3 separate regions of the Mus musculus genome follow, and all the other regions are linked to region 1. The links are chromatin loops, found by intact Hi-C in ENCODE. Cell type or tissue: heart. All regions are shown on one strand. Region 1 holds the start of Zfp36l1 (zinc finger protein 36, C3H type-like 1). Region 2 overlaps Gm36660 (a long non-coding RNA gene). Region 3 has its middle 6.4 kb from the start of Gm3596.

Region 1 (2,500 bases):
GTTTTTAACATTCGGGGATGTGTGGAGGAGGCAGCCCGAATTCAAAGCGCGCGTGGAAAGTGACTTGTTGCTCTTTTATTTTCAGGGGGTGCCCTTGAAAGTCTGGACTTTTCTGCTGTAGCAAGTTTAAAGATCGGTTATGTGAACAAAGCGCCCCATCTAGGTCTGAAAGAATTCTGCCCAGGCAGTGGTGCCCCCACCATACCGGGAAAACGCAGGCTGCCGGCCCAGCACGCGTGGACCCCGCGCTGCGCGCAAAATCTTACTGCTCTCGCCCCCTCCAGCCTAGGCTCTCCTGGAGAAAAAGTTTTCTCTGGTCATCCCTACTTCTTTTGCTCACTGATGGGAAACAACAAACATAAAACTCTTGACTCGAACATTTGGGGTGCTCCGCATTCCTAAACTCCTCGCCCAGCTCATTTTGCGATGGGCAGCCGGGTGTGGACAGGGAAGTCAGGGGAAGGTAAGTCGTGCGGGCACTTGGAGAAGTTTCAAGGGACACTAGCTCAAGATGGAAACCGCAGCCCTGGCCCGCTCAAGACCAGCTCCAGCGCCTGCTAGGAAGAAAAAAAAAAAAAAAAAAGACAGGGGGGAGAGGGAGGGAGGAGGGGGGGGAGAGAGAGAGAGAGAGAGAGAGAGAGAGAGAGAGAGAGAGAGAGAGAGGAGAGTCGAGCCCGCCTTCCAACTCTTAAAAAAAAAAACCAACAAACACAACAACTCGAACTCCGAAGGGGGTGGAATGAGTGATGTCACAGAGCCGAGCAGCGAGGTTGACAAAGGGTGGGCGCCCCTCCCCCTCTGCCGGGCTCGGCCCAGGGGAGGGGCGCCCCCGGAGCCCGCGGACTCGAAACTTTTCCTCTTTAAGAAAAAAAAGTTTTGCGCCGCTCCGAGTGCTTTTTTTTTTTTTTTTTTTCCGCCTTCTTTCCTCGTCTCCCTCCCCCTTCTTCCTTTTGAAAGTTTCTTTCCTCCCCCTTTACCCCTCCCTCCCTCTTGACCGCATGGCTGATTCAACCTCAGTGTCAATCAACTTTTTTTCCGCCTCCTCTTCTTCATTTAAATACGTTTAAAGCTCCTCCTTCCACCCCCCCCAACCCACCAAATCTTATAAATTGGGCTTTGCGCGCCGCAGCCCGGGAGAGTCAGAAAGGCGAGGGGCGCCGGGAGCAGGCGTGTGGGACTCCTGACCGGAGAGCCGGAGGCTGCGCCTTCCCCGCACCGGGACCTTCACGACACACCAGATCCTAGTCCTTGCCCCGTGCGAACGCCCACGATGACCACCACCCTCGTGTCCGCCACCATTTTTGACTTGAGCGAAGTTTTATGCAAGGTAAAGCAGGGCGGAGCGTTGGCTTTTTGAAAGTTTCTCTTGTGCTCCAAGAAACTCTAAAAAGTTTGGGTCTCGGGGACGTGAAGGAGTTTCACTGCTTGCGTTTCCCTCCATGGTGAAGGAATTTGTTTATGTCCTCCTCGCACTTAAGTTTCAGGTCCCAGGTGGGGTTCTGTGAATCCGGGGAGCAAAGTTCTGGGCGACTGCTCCAGTTTGCGGGGCAAGGAGGTGCGGAAGAGTGGTTAGGTTTGGGACGAATTTTGAAGGATTCTTTTCTGCATGGTGCACCTCCGGAGCTGGGCTAAGCGGGTGGGCTCGGCTTCGCAGTGTGCGCCTTGGGTTTCCTGTACCCGCTGGAGATGTTCGAGGTTACCCAACACCTTTTGCTAGGGGTCTCTAGGAAAAGCGAGGTCTCAGGGCGGTATCTGACTGGGAGAATTTTCCTGTCTGTTTTGGGGAGCTAAGAGATAATGCGACGAAGAAAGAGGCCGACTTAAGGTTCAAAAAGATGTAGGCAAAGCGACTTTGTAGTGGAGTTTGTCCGCCCCAGCTGGGCTAGGTTCCCGCTGCGGGAGCTGGTCGATCGTGCTGCAAACTTGGGGCTGAAACTGTTTGCTTACCTGGGTTGTGAGGCACTACGGTTCGTTGACTAAGGAATAGGGGAACAAAATGCTGCCAGACCTCAAGTTCCCGCCAGTTAGGATTTAAGAGGGCCAAAATGGGGCAGTTTGCCAGTCAGGTTTTTGAAAAACAAAACAGAAAAAAACTTTTAAAACCGTAATGTTCCAGGAGTGCGATTGAAATAACTCCGTGAATGTTGTTAATTTTTTGCCCGCTCTACTTCCCCCAACCCCCCAATTTGAAAGGATGAAGCTGCTAGGCTACTTTTAATTGCTGAACTGTTTTTGCCTTCCCTTAAACACGTCGGGTCATGTTGCTCTCTTCCTAGCTCGCTGCTCCTGTCGGTGCAGCTGCCAAGGCCCCGGGGCTGCAGGGTTGGGGTGCAGGGCCGTGCTGGAGTTGAAGAGCAACATCAAAAACTTTGCATTTTCGGCTTCTTTCCCTCCCTGCGTTTTTCCAAGTCTGTTTGCCCTGGCGGCAGCCTGAGCTAGCCAACTCCATCCTGGGCCCCGCTGCCCCGCTCTTTGATCTATTTCTCTTTCTTTTGCCCCC
Region 2 (2,500 bases), 52 kb after region 1:
CAGAGGTAACTAAGCAGGCCCCTGTTGCAGTCGGAGCCCCTGAAGGTGCTGAGGGAAACTCAAGCGCATCAAGAGCTATTTGTGAGGCTGAGATTAGAACAGCAGGCGCCTGTCTCCTGGCCTGATCTCACTCGACCAGACAAAGCTATTTTTAATATCAGGCAGAAGAGTTGTTGAAATGTGGACAAAGAGCAGAACCTGGCTAACTTTGTCTCAAGCACCAGGCTTTGTGAGAGGGGCTTAAAAGCTGTCCACATGGTGGACACAAGCATGGAGGCTCAGTGAAAAGAAAAGATAAGGCCAGGAGACTTGGTCCCAGGACTTTGGGATGTGAGGTCCCAGCACGTCCATAGAAGTGAGAGGGAGGTACTGGGACTCTTGGTGTGATCCTCTCTGGGACCCTAACCTGTGGGGCTTTGACCTGGCACTGACAGACAAACCTTCTATAATGTCTCTGAAAGTGTAGTGTGACATCTTCCAAAGGAGACTGAGGGTGCATAATAAAGAGCATGCATGAGTGGTGTAAGTCAGCACACTATTTAGGAGTTTTAAAAATATGTACACATGCGTGCGCACGCGCGCACACACACACACACACACACACACACACACACACACACACACCAGGGGCTGGGGATGTAGCTCAGTAGGTGGAGTGCTTACCTAGCATGCAGGAAACCATGGGTTTGTTCTCTACCACCACACACACTGGGCTTGAATGGCACAAGCCTGTAATCCCAGTATTGTGGTGGTAGGAACATCACAGTTGGGCTATCCTTGACTCAGGGCCAGCCTGGGCTATATGAGAACTTGTCTTAAAAAGAAAATAAAAATCAAAGCCAAAAATCAACCTTCCTATTTTAGACAGACAGGTCTTAGAGACAATATATGGGACTCATGGCTGTTTCTGGAAGCTTCTGCTTCTATCAGAGGCCCTGAAAGTGGAGGTTGGGTGTGGGAGGTCACTGTGTTTTTCCTGAGAGGTGGCTGGGGCCATCACTCTGAAGTACTTCCTGTCACTCACCAGGTCAGGGTGGGTACCATCTGAAAGACACAATTTGAGGAAACCTAGAGGGTGGATTCTAAGATGAGGAAACACCTGGGTGGCAGGGTCCTGATAAGGAAGCAGTCCTGAGAGGCCACCGCAGCTGCTGTGTGTGTGTGTGTGTGTGTGTGTGTGTGTGTGTGTGTGAGTGAGATCTATGGCCAATCAGAAGTCAGCCTGCTTTAATGAGTGTCATTAAATAATAATAATCACAGGCACATCAAGGGCTCACATATCACCTAGTTAATGTACTAGTCTGTTTAGAAAACACAGAGAATGACATCCCAGGGGAAAGAAAATAACAGGAGGAGAAAGGTCATCTTGGCTCTTTCAAGTGCATAGGCCTCACGTCCCTTTTGTGTGCAGATGAGAAGTCTGGGTGGGTTAACTATCTTGAGCAAGATCGCACAGCTAAAGGTGGAGGAGAACTGGGCTTGGAATCCTTTCTGATTATCTTAGATCTGTACAACAGCCTATTGTCAATCACAGAGGGCTTTCAGATACGAAATCGCCCTTGCTCTTCCAAACTGCTTATTAAGGCGATGTATTATCCCATCCGCAGCCACAGCAGCTGAAGGTCACGGAGTGCAGATCACAAGACCCGTGTGTGGTAAAGCCCTGTCTGCTCTGGGGTTTGCTTCCTGCTTTCTGATTCTAGGTTCAGAGGCCCAAGAAGAATGGATTGTCCCCCAACTACTCATTTGTGTGTTTCAGGGCATTCAGCTAGCATTTGCTACGAACCTACCTCGAGCAAAGCATGGGGTTAGGCAAAACAGAGCCCACTCTCTGGCAATCAGGAGACATTTTCTGAATTCAGTGTGTTGACTCGTTAGGCTCACTCCCAGAAACTGTTATAATTTTAACCACGGGATAACCACATTAAGGAAAGTTCATCAGAAATGTTCCCCAGGTCACTTTTTACTCTTTAAAATTCACAGAGCAACTCAACAAACTTTGGCTGAACTCTTGATCTCCAAGAGGGACATTTTTCACACCTGGAGGCCAAGACTTCCTCTGGCTGTCCATATTTGCACACCAACCCCCAGGGCAGACTTGCAAGCCCGTCTCCCCCACTCCTCACAGTCCCTATTGTGAGGGCCCTCCCATGGACCAACATCCTCCCATATCTGATTTCATGACCCAGCTACTTCCTGAGCAGGAGTGAAACATTTATCTGATTCCTAAACTCATGCGGGCCAAAGTTAGTGAGTGTGTGTGCCGGTCAGTCCCTGCTCACCTATCTGCACAGGACCATGTATTAAAAGATGTTTTTTTTTTTTTCCCCACATGGAACTACCATAGGGAAAAGACCTGTAACGGATGAAACCACAGTTTGTACGGAGAGGTAGGAAGCACTTGAAAACAAGAGGGCATGGTTGTTGCCCTAGAAAAGCTGTCAGACTGGTGAGCGATCTTCATAGCTGTTCATGGGACCCAACTTTCATTAAGCCCTTG
Region 3 (2,500 bases), 270 kb after region 1:
AGGCCCCTGCAAAAGCAGTCCACTTGCTTTCAGAAGGCCCTGGGCGGCCCCGTGAGGGGGGAGCTGGTTGCAGCTGTATGCCCCTCCTTTCTGCAGCAGGCTTTGATCAGGGTTTTTTTTTGGGGGGGGGGGGAGTGATGGGGGTGTGGGCTGGTGCAGCCTGACCTCCCATCTCCAACATCTCCCAGGTAGAAAGTTCTGTTCAGCCTGTCTGTGGCTTCAAAGGCCCTGCCCCTCCGGGCTGGGACAAGTCTGATAATGGTTCCCATTTTTTGTTGCTGTGTGATCTTCCAGCAGCCCTATCTTTCAGTCGACAGGATCCTGCTTGTTTGGTTGGGCTGCTCCAGCCAAATTGAAATCACCTTTCTGGTTGAGGAAGCACATTGATGTCTGTCTTCTCCCATTGAGACCCCTTTGATGGCTCAGACATGGCCTTCTAGCTCAGACAAAGGTGACCCGGGCCATGGCAGCCAGACACCTGTCCAGTCAGAGCCCGAGCCTTGAACAGGGTGGACATCTGCTTGAGTCTGCAATTCAAGAAGAACACTCCATTTGGCACTTGTGTCCTCGGGAGCACACAGCTTAAGGAAAGCCAAGGCTTTCTGCTCTACTTCCTCGAAGAAATCCAGCCATGGTGGCTGAGGCGGCATCCTGTTCTCCATGCTTGAACTTGAACCTGGGACACAGCCCAGATCCCTAAAGTTGACTACAGTTCCCAGGAACTTGAGCTGCTCTGAGTTGAGAAGCAGGCAGCCAGCCAGTGTTAGGCAGGATGTCCCTTCCTAACAGTTGTGGCCTTACAGGTTCAGTTCTCAGCCCTGGGGCATGAACAACAAGTAATGGGGCCCCTCCAAAATCTATTTCTAGCTCCTACCCCAAACAGTTTCATCTGTCAGTCCCCAGGGTTGAGTCAAAGGACAAGGGCTGAGCCACCAGTGTGCTGCTGTTGGTCTGGAGAGGGGTTGCGGCTTCCCTGGAAGGCTGGCTGACTGCTCCTCTGGGGCAGGTGGGGTTAGGCTGCACATTGCCCTTTGGTTTCCTCACATTTAAAATGAGGGTGGCCAAGGGCAATAGGAGAGCATCCTCCTTCCTCAGTCTGATAGCACAGGGCTCTTCCTTTTGACTGTACTCAAAACAACCAGGGCAGAACAATGAACACAGGAGGAGGCCCAAGGGAATTTATCATGTGGCTGTCCCGTGGCAGTTCCCTCTCTGCCTTTATCTCCTACAGAGGTCTGTGTGGGAGGAAATTCTGGCAGGCTGCATTTGTCTCCCTGGAGTGGAGAGAAGCTGCAATGTTGGCCTCGCCCCAGCCTCAGCCATAGCAAGGAGACCTGAGCCGTCTCCCAAGACTCTGAAGATGTGCCCACCAGAGTGCAAACCTGCAAAGAAGAGACTCCAAAGAGTGTCAGTGTGCCCAGACCAGCCCAGGTCCTCCTCTCTGCTCCTGTCACTGCGTGACAGCTTTGTAGACACTTGTCCTCTGTTGTTGGAAAAGCAGGGGGCAGACACAGCAGTGAACACAAAAATTTCTCACACCAGGGAGGTCACTTGCCTAGAGAATTCATCCTTTTCCCCAGATGCCTGGGAAAAGAGAAAGGACCTCCGAGCCTTGCGGCGATGAGGAAGTTAGCCAGTTCCAGTTGCTCCCTGTGAAAGTAGATGTTTTGCAGCATCTGATCAGGCCATCTCATCTCAGCACTGATTCATTTATTTGTATAGTGGGGGGTATACGCATGCAAGTAGGTACACATGTGTGTACAGGTGTATGTGCAGACTTCATGAATATGTAGAGGGCACAGGAGGAAGTCAGTTCTCCTACTATGGTGCTCTCTGCCTTATTACTGTGAGTCAGTCTCTTGTTGACCCTGGAGTTTGCAGCGTTTTGGCCAGACTAATGGCTAGCAAGCCAATGATCTTCCTGTCTCTGACCATCCCTAGTCCTGGAGTGAGAGGTATATGTGGCTTTTAACATGGCTGTTGGTGATCTAAACTCAGGTCCTCATGCTTGCAGAGCAAGTGCTATTACCCACTGAGCTATCACCTCAGCCTCCCATCTCGGCATTCTTAATTTCATTCAGTCCATATGCAAAATCCTCCCTGCCAAGGGGAAACTCTAGTGCCTTTGCTGCCAAGATTCAGAAACTAAGGAAAACAGTTCCTATCCGGCAGCTAGTCACTGTGGGATGTTGGCCCACCATTCTTTGGGGCTTGAGCCTTTTATAATGCTACAAATTGAACACGGGAAGACCTGGGTTGAAGGTCACCAAGTGATCTTGACTAGGCGACCTGACATCTCATGGCCTCAGTTTACACATCGGCAATACTAGAAACCTCAGAGGACTCTTCTCACTCAGAACTGCATGAGATAACGTCTGTGATGTACCTAGCACACGCTAAGGATTCTATAATGTGACCATTATCATTACCATCCTTTCAAACGCTATGCAGGTCTGACTGGTCGTCCTCCTCCCTGCTGAATAGCAACCTCAGAGAACAG

The links. A loop is a pair of places that touch in the nucleus more often than their neighbours do. Peaks named below come from ENCODE experiments on the same cell type or tissue, not always from the same donor. Only the 100,000 strongest peaks of a DNase experiment are listed, where the experiment ranks them.
Region 2: it touches region 1 in a loop (5-fold over the local background); 12 of 42 quality-filtered maps call a loop at or near these places.
Region 3: it touches region 1 in a loop (7-fold over the local background); 11 of 42 quality-filtered maps call a loop at or near these places.

What each region holds. Positions count from the first base shown.
Region 1 is chr12:80,111,646-80,114,145 of GRCm38, reverse strand. Zfp36l1 (zinc finger protein 36, C3H type-like 1) reads left to right here and starts at 1,133. Exons shown (of 2, transcript NM_007564.5): 1 at 1,133-1,327. The coding sequence starts at 1,271. Gm52006 reads left to right here. Exons shown (of 3, transcript XM_030247048.1): 3 at 1-566. In heart, no CTCF peak of the experiment used is centred here; DNase peaks (open chromatin) are centred at 395, 1,125, 1,845 and 2,275; H3K4me3 peaks cover 2,500 bases; H3K27ac peaks cover 2,500 bases.
Region 2 is chr12:80,059,628-80,062,127 of GRCm38, reverse strand. All of the region lies in intron 3 of Gm36660 (a long non-coding RNA gene), which reads left to right. Among named protein-coding and RNA genes, the nearest start is that of Gm36660, 25 kb to the left of the region's middle. RefSeq lists an enhancer at 1-2,163. In heart, no CTCF peak of the experiment used is centred here; DNase peaks (open chromatin) are centred at 157, 1,067 and 1,577; H3K27ac peaks cover 2,500 bases.
Region 3 is chr12:79,837,064-79,839,563 of GRCm38, reverse strand. It overlaps a transcript of Rad51b not described here. Among named protein-coding and RNA genes, the nearest start is that of Gm3596, 6.4 kb to the right of the region's middle. In heart, no CTCF peak of the experiment used is centred here; a DNase peak (open chromatin) is centred at 1,173; H3K27ac peaks cover 2,154 bases.